3 separate regions of the Homo sapiens genome follow, and all the other regions are linked to region 3. A link is a contact called in ENCODE Hi-C or POLR2A ChIA-PET data. All regions are on one chromosome and are shown on one strand. The core of a region is the stretch at or near the end of the contact, and the rest is flanking DNA. Distances in the headings are between cores, read along the strand shown.

Region 1 (3,408 bases), core at 728-3,227, 310 kb before region 3:
CTTTTGTGATGAGGGTCAGGAAGAGGTTTGGGGAAGTCTTCCAGGAGGAGGTAATAGCTGAATCAAAATGTGAAAGATAAGTAGGAATTATCCAGGAGAAGAAAGGACAGAGAGAGGGCATTCAAGACAAAACCTGTGATGAAGCAAGGGTAGGACAGGGAATATTCATTGAGAGGTAAATATTCCATTTAAGGGAGTTTTGATTTTATTTTTTTCCTGAACGCAATGGAGAGCCTTTTAAGTAAAAGAATGAGATGGTCATATGTGTGTTTTAGACAGTGTAGATAGAGATCAGATTGGAGAGACCAAGGATGGGGCAGTTAGCAGGCTTATTTGTAAAGGAGAGGACATATATGTATTTAGTATGAGAAGAAGATGAAATTTGAGAACTTGAGAGAGATAAATGAGTTATAATTGACAGGTCTTCGTGACTGATTGGTGTACAAGGGCAAAAGAGAGTCAAGAGGGAACCCCTAAGTTTCTCTCTCTTCTTGCTGGGATGGAAGATGGGGCTTCATTGAGATCAGGAACACAGAAGGAGGAGCAAGAAGTAATCAGTTGAGTTTGAACCTGTTGAATGAGGCCCGTATAAATAGGCCTGTAAAATGTCCAAGTTGAGAGATAAGTGCTCTCTCATCTATGCACCCATTACTCCATCATATTATCCCATGTACCATGCTGGGATTGTCTATCTCCACCTCTGATTTTCCCCAGGAAGGGCTCTCCAAGATAAAAACCTCCCCTTCAGATTGTCTTCAACCAGCCAGTGCTCCCCCATAACAAACAAGGCTCTCCCACTTTTCCTCTTTCTCTCAAAGGCCACCATTAGAGCAGTGCTAACTCACTGAGAAATATCCTGCAAAGACTAGAGCCCATCACCCCTTCTAGAGAAAGCAAAACATGGAACAAAGAAGGAAAGGCTTCTTTTTTTTTCTTCTATTCTATTAGCCCCCTCATTTTCAAAGGCACCATTGTTTCAGGAGAACTGAGTATTTTTTAAAATAAATAAAGAAGTGAATACAATCTTAAGATTCCAACTTATTAACAGAAAACATGTGTAGACCTAAGAATTAAAAATAAATATGTCTTTAAAGATGACCTGGAAGGCTTTTTGTCTGCCAAGAACAGAGTTAAAGACCTCAGAAGGTCTATGTTTTCCCAGAAATACTAGATTACATTGCTAATGATGGGCAAAGGCATTAAATCATGCAGATTCCCCTGCAATTTTATTACTATTTAGGTGAGTTTTATAATGTCCTGAAATAATGGAAGAAATCTTGAGACTGATCTTGGGTTGTGGTTGTGGATATTGAATCTATGGTTTCATCTTTTGGACAAATGTTTCCAGTTCCTACTTTTATGTCCAGATATGTATATTTGAGATGAGTTCTTCTCATGTTTGAATTATATTTTAGTGATCTTGGTTGTGTTGGTATACAAAATATGAATTCATTTTTAGAGCATTTTCCATCAGATATATTTTATGTCAATTGAGTATTTCTAGCGAAGAGTACAGTTCTTCCTTCAATGTTCTTATTTGTTCAAAATTACAGGAAGATTTCTGAAAGTTGTTAAGAATCAACAGGGGAATCACTAGCTGCAAAACGTCTCCAAACGGACCAGAGTGAGTTGCAGAACCAGAAGCAGCTCGGCTTGCTAAGGAGAAATTGATGTTGTCCTCAGCACTCATTGACTTGTCTGGTTTTCACATGACAAATAAACAGATGAATCAGTTCCTCCTTTTTCTAAGAGATTTTACATGCTTAAGGTCAGAAATTAACCAAAGAAAAACCGGTTTTATAAGTATGAGCTGACTAGATGCCACAGTGATTCATTTCAAAGGTGCTGGCTATTTTCAAACTGCTGAGAGACCTTGCCATTCCCTGAACTTGGGAGGCTTGTTCTAGCACATGCACATATTCAGCTTGCTATATGAGCAAAAGTGAGATCATACGGGTTGATCCTGGCAGAGTCTCTGAAAATGCAGTAATTCATGCTGTCAGTTACTATCAGCAGCAATTTGCTTCTGGATTGGTTCCTGTAAGCACTCATGTGAGCATTCTGCACAAAGGACCAGAGTACAATATTCTCTTGGATTTCAGGGACTTAGTGTGGTTTCAACATATAATCAAAAGTGCCACATAGTTCACCACCTCGCATTTTGTTTTAAAGAGACAGAGGCTTAAAACTGGATTCCTTTCTTTTTTTCCCAAAATAGGAAGTTGGTGGTAATTTGGAATGTATCTTTAGAGCAATCTGTTAGCACTTCAGCAAAATCTACTCCGTTGGTAAAGTGCAGAGTAGATTTTTTAATGAGGGATAATTTCACCATCTCTAAAATTAATAATAATAATCATAATAATAAATTTGCTCAATCACAAAACTAAACTTCTTAGATTCAACTCACATGTGTGACCAACTCTTACTTTAGGGCAAATGCATTAAGACATGAAAAGTTATTTGAATTCTTAAGTATTATAATAGCATATACTCCCAGTTTGGTACAATTTCCAAAAAGTTCTATGACAGAGAAATTTAGATGATGCAGTCCTAAGCTTAAAGGCACATTATTAAAGAATCTCTGCAAAACAATGTAATTCCATTGAGCTCCAAATTATTTAAGAAAGCAGTAGCAGCCTCACTACCAATTTACTGCTCTACTAATTTAATTAACACCATTGAGAACTCATGCGATACAGGGTTATGAAAAGGTCCTTATCAGAAGGGGCTCAGGAAGAAAGAAAAGCCAGTCCTTGTGACTGACAAACTTTTAGTTTAGTTTCACTCAGAAAAGTGAAAGTATGCCAAAATCTCAAGTGGCATTGTCAAAAATATACATATTCTTTGGTGTTAACCTGTGACTTCTCAAGTGTTACCAGTTGAAAAATTGCTTCCATATTGCATCAAACTCAAAAATCCTCAAAAACTTGGCATCTTACCTAAGAATTTCTTAGTTTGCTATCTACCTTGCCCCCTAGAATGTAGACAGAATGAAGGTGGGGACTTCTGTCTGTTCACTGATGTATTCCCAGTGCCTAAAACAGTGCATAGCACATAAGGCACTTCATAAAGTTTTGCTGAATTAATGAATAAAAGTTGTCCTTTTCCTCAGCCTAAAATCTTCAGCAAAGCTTATCTGTAATCAGCTCCTGCTCCTTTCTCTAGACTGCCTTCTCTTTTATCACTTTATCTCTTGAACTATACACTTCAGCCAAATGCAAATTATTGGCAGTTCCCCAAATGTACCACATTCTCTCTCTCTCCGAAGGCCTTTGCACATGTTCCTCTGTGTAGAAGACTTTTCTGTCTTGTCCTCCTATTCCCTGGGCCTGGGAAAATTCTCTTTGTCCTTCAGATCACAGTTTAGAAACCTCTTATTTCAGAAAGCCTTACCTAGCCTCCAAAATA
Region 2 (3,054 bases), core at 113-2,612, 350 kb before region 3:
ATATGGATATCTAATTTTCCCAACACTATTTATTAAAAAGCATGTCCTTTCCCCAGTGTATGTTCTTGGCACCTTTGTTGAAAATCAGTTGGCTGTAAATACGTGGATTTATTTCTGGGTGCTCTATTCTGTTCCTCGTCGACTGTGTGTCTATTTTTATACCAATACGATGCTGTTTTGGTTACTATAGCCTTGTAATATACTTTGAAGTCAGGTGGTGTGTTACCTCCAGTTCTGTTCTTTTTGCTCAAGATTCCTTTGACTCTTCTGGCTCTTTTTTTGTTCTAAATAAATTTTAGGATTTTTTTTCTATTTCTGTGAAAGATGACATTGGTATTTTGATAGAGATTGCATTGAATATGTATATTGCTTTGAGCAGCACAGTCATTTTAATGATATTGACTCTTCTAGTCCATGAGTGTGGACTGTTTTCCCATTTGTTTGTGTCCTCTTCAACTTCTTTCATCAGTGTTTTGTAGTTTTTCTTATAGCAATCTTTGACTGCCTTGGTTACGTTTATTCCTAGATATTTTATTTTTTGTCAGCTGTTGTAAATGGGGTTGCCTTGTTGATTTCTTTTTCAGCTATTTCATTATTGGTGTATATAAACACTACTGATTTTTGTATATTGATTTTGTATCCTGCAACTTTACTGAATTTGTTTACCAGCTCTAGGAGGGTTATGATGGAGCCTTTAGGTTTTCTTAACATAAGAACCTGCAAAGAGAGACAATTTTACTTCCTCTTTTCCAATTCGAATGCCCTTTATTTTTTTCTCTTGCCTGATTGCTCTGGCTAGGACTTCCAGTATTATGTTGAATAGGAGTGGTAAGAGTGGAGATCCTTGTCTTCAATATGACAAGGATACTTAACTTGACTACATCTGTGAAGACCTTATTTCCAAATAAGGTAACATTTCTAGGTACCAGAGATTAGGACTTCAGAATATGTTCTTAGAGACTACAAATCAATCCACAACAGGCCAAGGGAGGGCAAAGTGACATTCAAGTAATCCATAATGACCTAAACTCTGTTAAATTTAACATTGAAAATATATGTTGTGAATAAAATTAATTGTAATCTCCTTTAGTGAAGCACACAATTACAAATAATGGCACTAGGGAGTGATGCAACTCTTCCTTCTCTGACTAATATCATACCGACAAAGGGCATCACGGAATGTTGGTTTCTCTGCTGCAGAATGACTGAAATCTTGGTACTTTTGTTTCAAACAACTTACTAAACTCAAGAAAGACTCTCAGAAAAAAAGGATGTCAGGTAGTCTCACTAAATAGCCAACTAAGCTTAGAACTATTTAGAAACAAAATGAATCAAACAAGTTGAATCACTTCAGATGGTCACTTACTCGTCACAAATATTTTAAGTAGCACAGCTCCAACTGAGTGATGTCTTATTCATCAAAAAATGTCTTACAGAAATAATGTTTGAAACAGAGTCAGAAGGCCTAGCTTCTATGCCAGACTCTGTCACTAACCAAGTATAATTTTAGGAAAGATGTTTAAATGCTTTGGGTATCAGTTTCTTTTTTCTGTGAAATGAAGAGTTGATAATCTAGATAATTTCAAAGGTTTATTCCTCCTCACAAACATTTCCATTAAAATATTCTATTCTTTACCATGGTCATGTTAACATTTACATAACATGTTCTGAATAGCTCAATTAATTATAGGTAAGTCCTAGTGTACTTGAGGGTGTCTTTTACCATCTGAGATTAAAATGCATGAAGAGGGGGCACAAAACATTATAGACACCAGATGGCTGCCACAGCCCGAAGCATCATGTCTTCACAAAGCAATGTTCAAAACAGGAAGGGTAGGAAGAGAGTAGAGACTCCTCTTATATCTTTGTACTAAGGAGACAAACCCTTTTCAGATGCCTCTGAGCAAACTTCTCCTCACGTCCCATTAGCCAGGACTGAGTCACAGACCCACACCATAGCAACAAAGAGGCAGGGAAAACTAGTATTTAGCATTTTCAGTCTCTGTCGTGGGAGACAGGCTTTAACAACAAGGAAGAAAGGGGAAAGGAATGGCTGTTCATTGGGCAACATACAGCATCAGCTTCAGACATCCTGCTCCAAAAGAAAGTGACCTTAAAACCTTTGTACAGGCTCTGACAGACCTTTAGCAGGAGACAGAGTGGGGTCTTCTGTGGAGACAATGAGAAGGAATTTAAGAGATATTAAACATGCCAACCACCTACCTTTCTCTTTCTTTTCCTTTTCTTTTTTCTTTTCTTTCTCTCCTTCCTTCCTTCCTTTCTTCCTTCCTTCCTTCCTGCCTGCCTGCCTTCCTTCCTTCCCTTTCTTGCTTTCTCCTTCCTCCCTCCCTCCTTTCCTTCCTTCCCTTCCTTCCTTCTTTTTATTTGAGACAAGGCCGCACTTTGTTGCCCAGGCCAGAGTGCAGTGGCACAAACATGGCTCACTGAAGCCTTGACCTCCTAGGCTCAAGCAATCCTTCTGCCTCAACCTCCCGAAGTGCTGGGATTACAGGCATGGGCCACCATGCCTGGCCAGGCTGGCAACTTTGACATGGACTAGGCAATGCCACTTATTAGCTGTATAATCTTGGATCAGTTATTTAGTAGCTCTCTGAGGCTCACTTCCTTTATCTATAAAATGGGTATAATGCCTGTCTCATAGGTTTGTGACAGCCACTTTGGGGCTATGAGACAGGGGCAAAATGGATGAGAACCAAAAAATAGTTTTGAATGAAGCGTCTTAGGAAGGCCAGCTCCTGAATGCATAATAGAAGTAGATGGGGAAGAAAAATAAGAGATGTTCTTGAGGAGTGTGATTATGTGCTAAGCCTGAACCTCTATGAGTTCAAGAAATACAAATGAAAATTTTTGGTTAAATTGACATTATATATCTGTCATGACATAGCTCAAACAATTCACCACATGGGCCATGAAATCATACACATAAAAAATAATAGTGATAATACCTCACATTAACTGAGCACTTATCCTGTGCCAGGCATATACTACGTAGCTGTTCTGCACACAGCTTCATTTATTCCTCACAATGCCCCT
Region 3 (3,071 bases), core at 303-2,802:
AGATCACTTGAGGTCAGGAGTTCACGACCAGCCTGGGCAACGCAGTAAAACCCCATCTCTACTAAAGATACAAACATTAGCTAGGTGTGTTGGCTCAAGCCTGTAATCCCAGCTACTCAAGAGGCTGAGACATGAGAATCGCTTGAACCCGGGAGGTGGAGTGCGGTGAGCTGAGATCGCGCCAGTGTGCTCCAGCCTGAGTGATAGCATGAGACTCTGTGTCAAAAAAAAAAAAAAAAGTTCTTACCTCTTGTTAAGTATATCTGTTATGTAATTGATTGTATAACTTTTAGCTGTATCATTGCTCTTGTTCTATTAACCTTATGTCTAAAAAGCAAATGATGTACACTGTACTTTCCTGGCCAAAAAAAACCCCACAAAAAACAAATAAGAGAACCATTGTGAAAGTGGTTTTCAAACTATCAAGTGTAGGAAATGGTATTATCATAATGTGTACCTTATCTTATGTTCCCTCATTTAGAAAGAAATCCCTGCCCTCTACCCTTTGAGTGGGAGACACCTTTAGCAGATTTGAACTGGGTTTTTACCCTGGCATGTCTTTAGGCAAGTTTTGTAGTGACTGCAGGCTATTTCTTTGGAATATTTAGGGTCTGCTTGAGGCTGGCTTGGAACTTGGCCAGTGCTTTCCATAGAGGTGCAACACTGTACATGTAAAAAGAAAATAGATCAGAATCTCCTGTAGCTGTGCTGTCTCGTTCCTCAGCTAAAGGTCATTCTTAATCCTTCTATAGCTCCCAGAATGCTGTATGCAGTGGTTTTTTAAATGCGCCAGGGAGGAAATGGCATCTATAAAGCAAAGCAGGAAACAACCTCTTCACAGGAGCAAGAGACCACAAATGTTCCAGAATTCCATTTAAAACACTGCAAAGATGAGTTCTAGGGAAACTTATGGTCATGTTTTTCCCATAGTTAAATTTTGGAACTATATTCCTGGGTAGGATTATGGCTGGGACTTTAACCATCAGCCTTCTGTAAAAGGGAATGAAGAAAGAGGCAAGTCCATGAACCAGTGTCACCACGGACGCAGAGGATGGTATTAACCATGGCTGGGGAGTTCCCACTAAACCCAGGGACCACCAAGCTGAGATCAATGTGAGACTAACTGCTTCTCAGAAACATAGAAATCAAAAGCAACACTGAGAATGTCACACTCAGACTGTTGTGAAGCACATGGCATTGAACACTGAGAATCCGTGGGCCTGACCTGCAGAGCTGACTCCTTTCCTTAGCAGCCCCATTTCTCAGGAGGAGCAGCAAACCCCCACCTCCAGTAGAAGCCAACCAAGTCCATTTCCCATAGCCACTGGCAGCCCCTTAATCACTGAGTATTTTCCACAGGCTGGACTACATAGAACTTACCCATTCAGAGAAGGGGTTATTTCAAAACTAAAAGTAAATTTGTTCTCTGAATATGATCTCATTTCCACATTTCCTAAGCTTACCAGCAGCTTGAGTTTCCTTTTTTCTATTCATAGCAGTTCCTTCATCTACTTTTGACTCAACCCTTATCAAAGCAGGTATAGTTCCCTCAGACATTTGTCTGGAAAAACCATGTAAGTGACTCAACAACAAACAACTAAGGAAGCATGAGCACTGCTGTATCATCTTTTTGGTTTAGTATCCTTTATTTTCTAGAAGTGATGCTTTTGTATCTAGCTTCTTTGTATGTATTAGCTAATAGAACAAAAACAGAAAAATATTTACATATATATATTTTACACAAATATATATGTATATATATAAAATGTGTTGGCCAACACCCTTATAATTTACTGCATAAGTTGTACACATTAAAAGAAAAAAAAGATAGCAATGTCTCCTTTAAAAGTTATGCCAAAATTAAAACCCATGCCACTTGAAAAGGTTAAAGCATACTATTTCTAACACCTATTAAACTTCTTTGCTTTCTTAAAACATTCTGTACAGATACTGCCTAACTGTGGAAATCAGTACATCCTTTTCCTCTTTTTAGCCCCTAAAATAAAACTAGCTCCCTCAAGCCAAAAAAAAAAAAGAGGTAGGTTTTGTTTTGATTTCTTCTTATGTGGTATCTCAGCTCATGCTGAGGAAGTGGCTGCAAACGTGTTCACTGTGCCCACACTGTGGTTCCCCAGGCTTGGGGCTGGGGGATGAAGTTTTGTGAAACTTGGTTTAGCCTGGGCTTATTTTGGTGCCTGAGCCCAAATATTTCTTGCCTCTTTCTGCTCCTACTCTCATGCCACTTTTCATTCTTTATTTCTTTTCTTTCTTTTTTTTTTTTTTTCTTTTTTTGGAGACAGAGTTTTGCTCTGTCACCCAGGCTGGAGTGCAGTGGCATGATGTCGGATCACTGCAACCTCCACTTCCTGAGTTCAAGCGATCCTCCTGCCTACAGGTGCATGCCACCATGCCTGGCTAATTTTTTTGTATTTTTAGTAGAGCTGGGGTTTCACCATGTTGGCCAGGCTGGTCTCAAACACCTGACCTCAGGTGATCCTCCCACCTCAGCCTCCCAAGTAGCTGGAATTACAGGTGTGTGCCACCATGCCCAGTTTTGTTTTGTTTTGTTTTGTTTTTTTGAGGGAGCAGGTCTCGCTATGTTGCCAAGGCTGGTCTTGAACTCCTGGCCTCAGCCTCCCAAAGTGTTGGGATTGCAGGCGTGAGCCACCATGCCCAGCCTCACACCACATCTTGATGTGGGCCTTAGCTTATTTTTATGTAGCTGTTAGCCCACTTTTGTACTTGCCTTCTCAGCTTCCCTCAAGGGGCCTAGAAGGCATCAAAGTCAAGACAACTCTAAAAGTTTATTTTGACAAATAGTCTAAAGCCATGACTATCTGTTGTAGAAATATCTGGTCACTTTAGCAAAAACACAAAGCAAATATACATTGGCTGTAGATCTCACATGAATTTTATCATTTCTTGCCATTAAGCTTATGCTATAGAAGCCTGCCAGTTGGGGACAAGCTGTGAAATTTGGGTTTTATAAGCAGATATACCAGGAAGGTACAGGTGATACTGTTCTTTTTAGTTCTTGTGATTGTCCTTTGGGCCAGTAGCAAAGAAGCCAT

The links. A loop is a pair of places that touch in the nucleus more often than their neighbours do. ChIA-PET counts read pairs that join two places held with the same protein, here RNA polymerase II (POLR2A). Pooled maps may share reads with other maps.
Region 1: a map of Calu3 shows a loop between it and region 3 (3-fold over the local background). The contact joins two enhancer-like sites. A Hi-C loop is called at or near these places in 2 of 168 maps with a recorded cell type or tissue (Calu3 and HepG2), 8 of 37 single-sample maps with no recorded cell type and 5 of 50 pooled maps. POLR2A ChIA-PET finds 5 or more read pairs at or near these places in 1 of 52 experiments (HepG2).
Region 2: a map of aorta shows a loop between it and region 3 (3-fold over the local background). The contact joins two enhancer-like sites. A Hi-C loop is called at or near these places in 3 of 168 maps with a recorded cell type or tissue (PC-9, Right ventricle myocardium superior and aorta) and 14 of 50 pooled maps. POLR2A ChIA-PET finds 5 or more read pairs at or near these places in 4 of 52 experiments (AG04450, BJ, MCF 10A and 1 more).

What each region holds. Positions count from the first base shown.
Region 1 is chr5:96,176,045-96,179,452 of GRCh38, reverse strand. All of the region lies in intron 1 of LOC101929710 (a long non-coding RNA gene), which reads right to left. It also overlaps a transcript of CAST not described here. Among named protein-coding and RNA genes, the nearest start is that of MIR583, 99 kb to the right of the region's middle. Within about 2 kb of position 1,977, at least 3 of the 41 ENCODE cell types and tissues checked have a DNase peak (open chromatin) inside an H3K27ac peak, as active enhancers do.
Region 2 is chr5:96,219,004-96,222,057 of GRCh38, reverse strand. The region is part of intron 1 of LOC101929710 (a long non-coding RNA gene); the gene reads right to left. It also overlaps a transcript of CAST not described here. Among named protein-coding and RNA genes, the nearest start is that of MIR583, 140 kb to the right of the region's middle. Within about 2 kb of position 1,362, at least 4 of the 41 ENCODE cell types and tissues checked have a DNase peak (open chromatin) inside an H3K27ac peak, as active enhancers do.
Region 3 is chr5:95,868,657-95,871,727 of GRCh38, reverse strand. All of the region lies in intron 1 of LOC105379091 (a long non-coding RNA gene), which reads right to left. Among named protein-coding and RNA genes, the nearest start is that of LINC01554, 18 kb to the right of the region's middle. Within about 2 kb of position 1,552, at least 7 of the 41 ENCODE cell types and tissues checked have a DNase peak (open chromatin) inside an H3K27ac peak, as active enhancers do.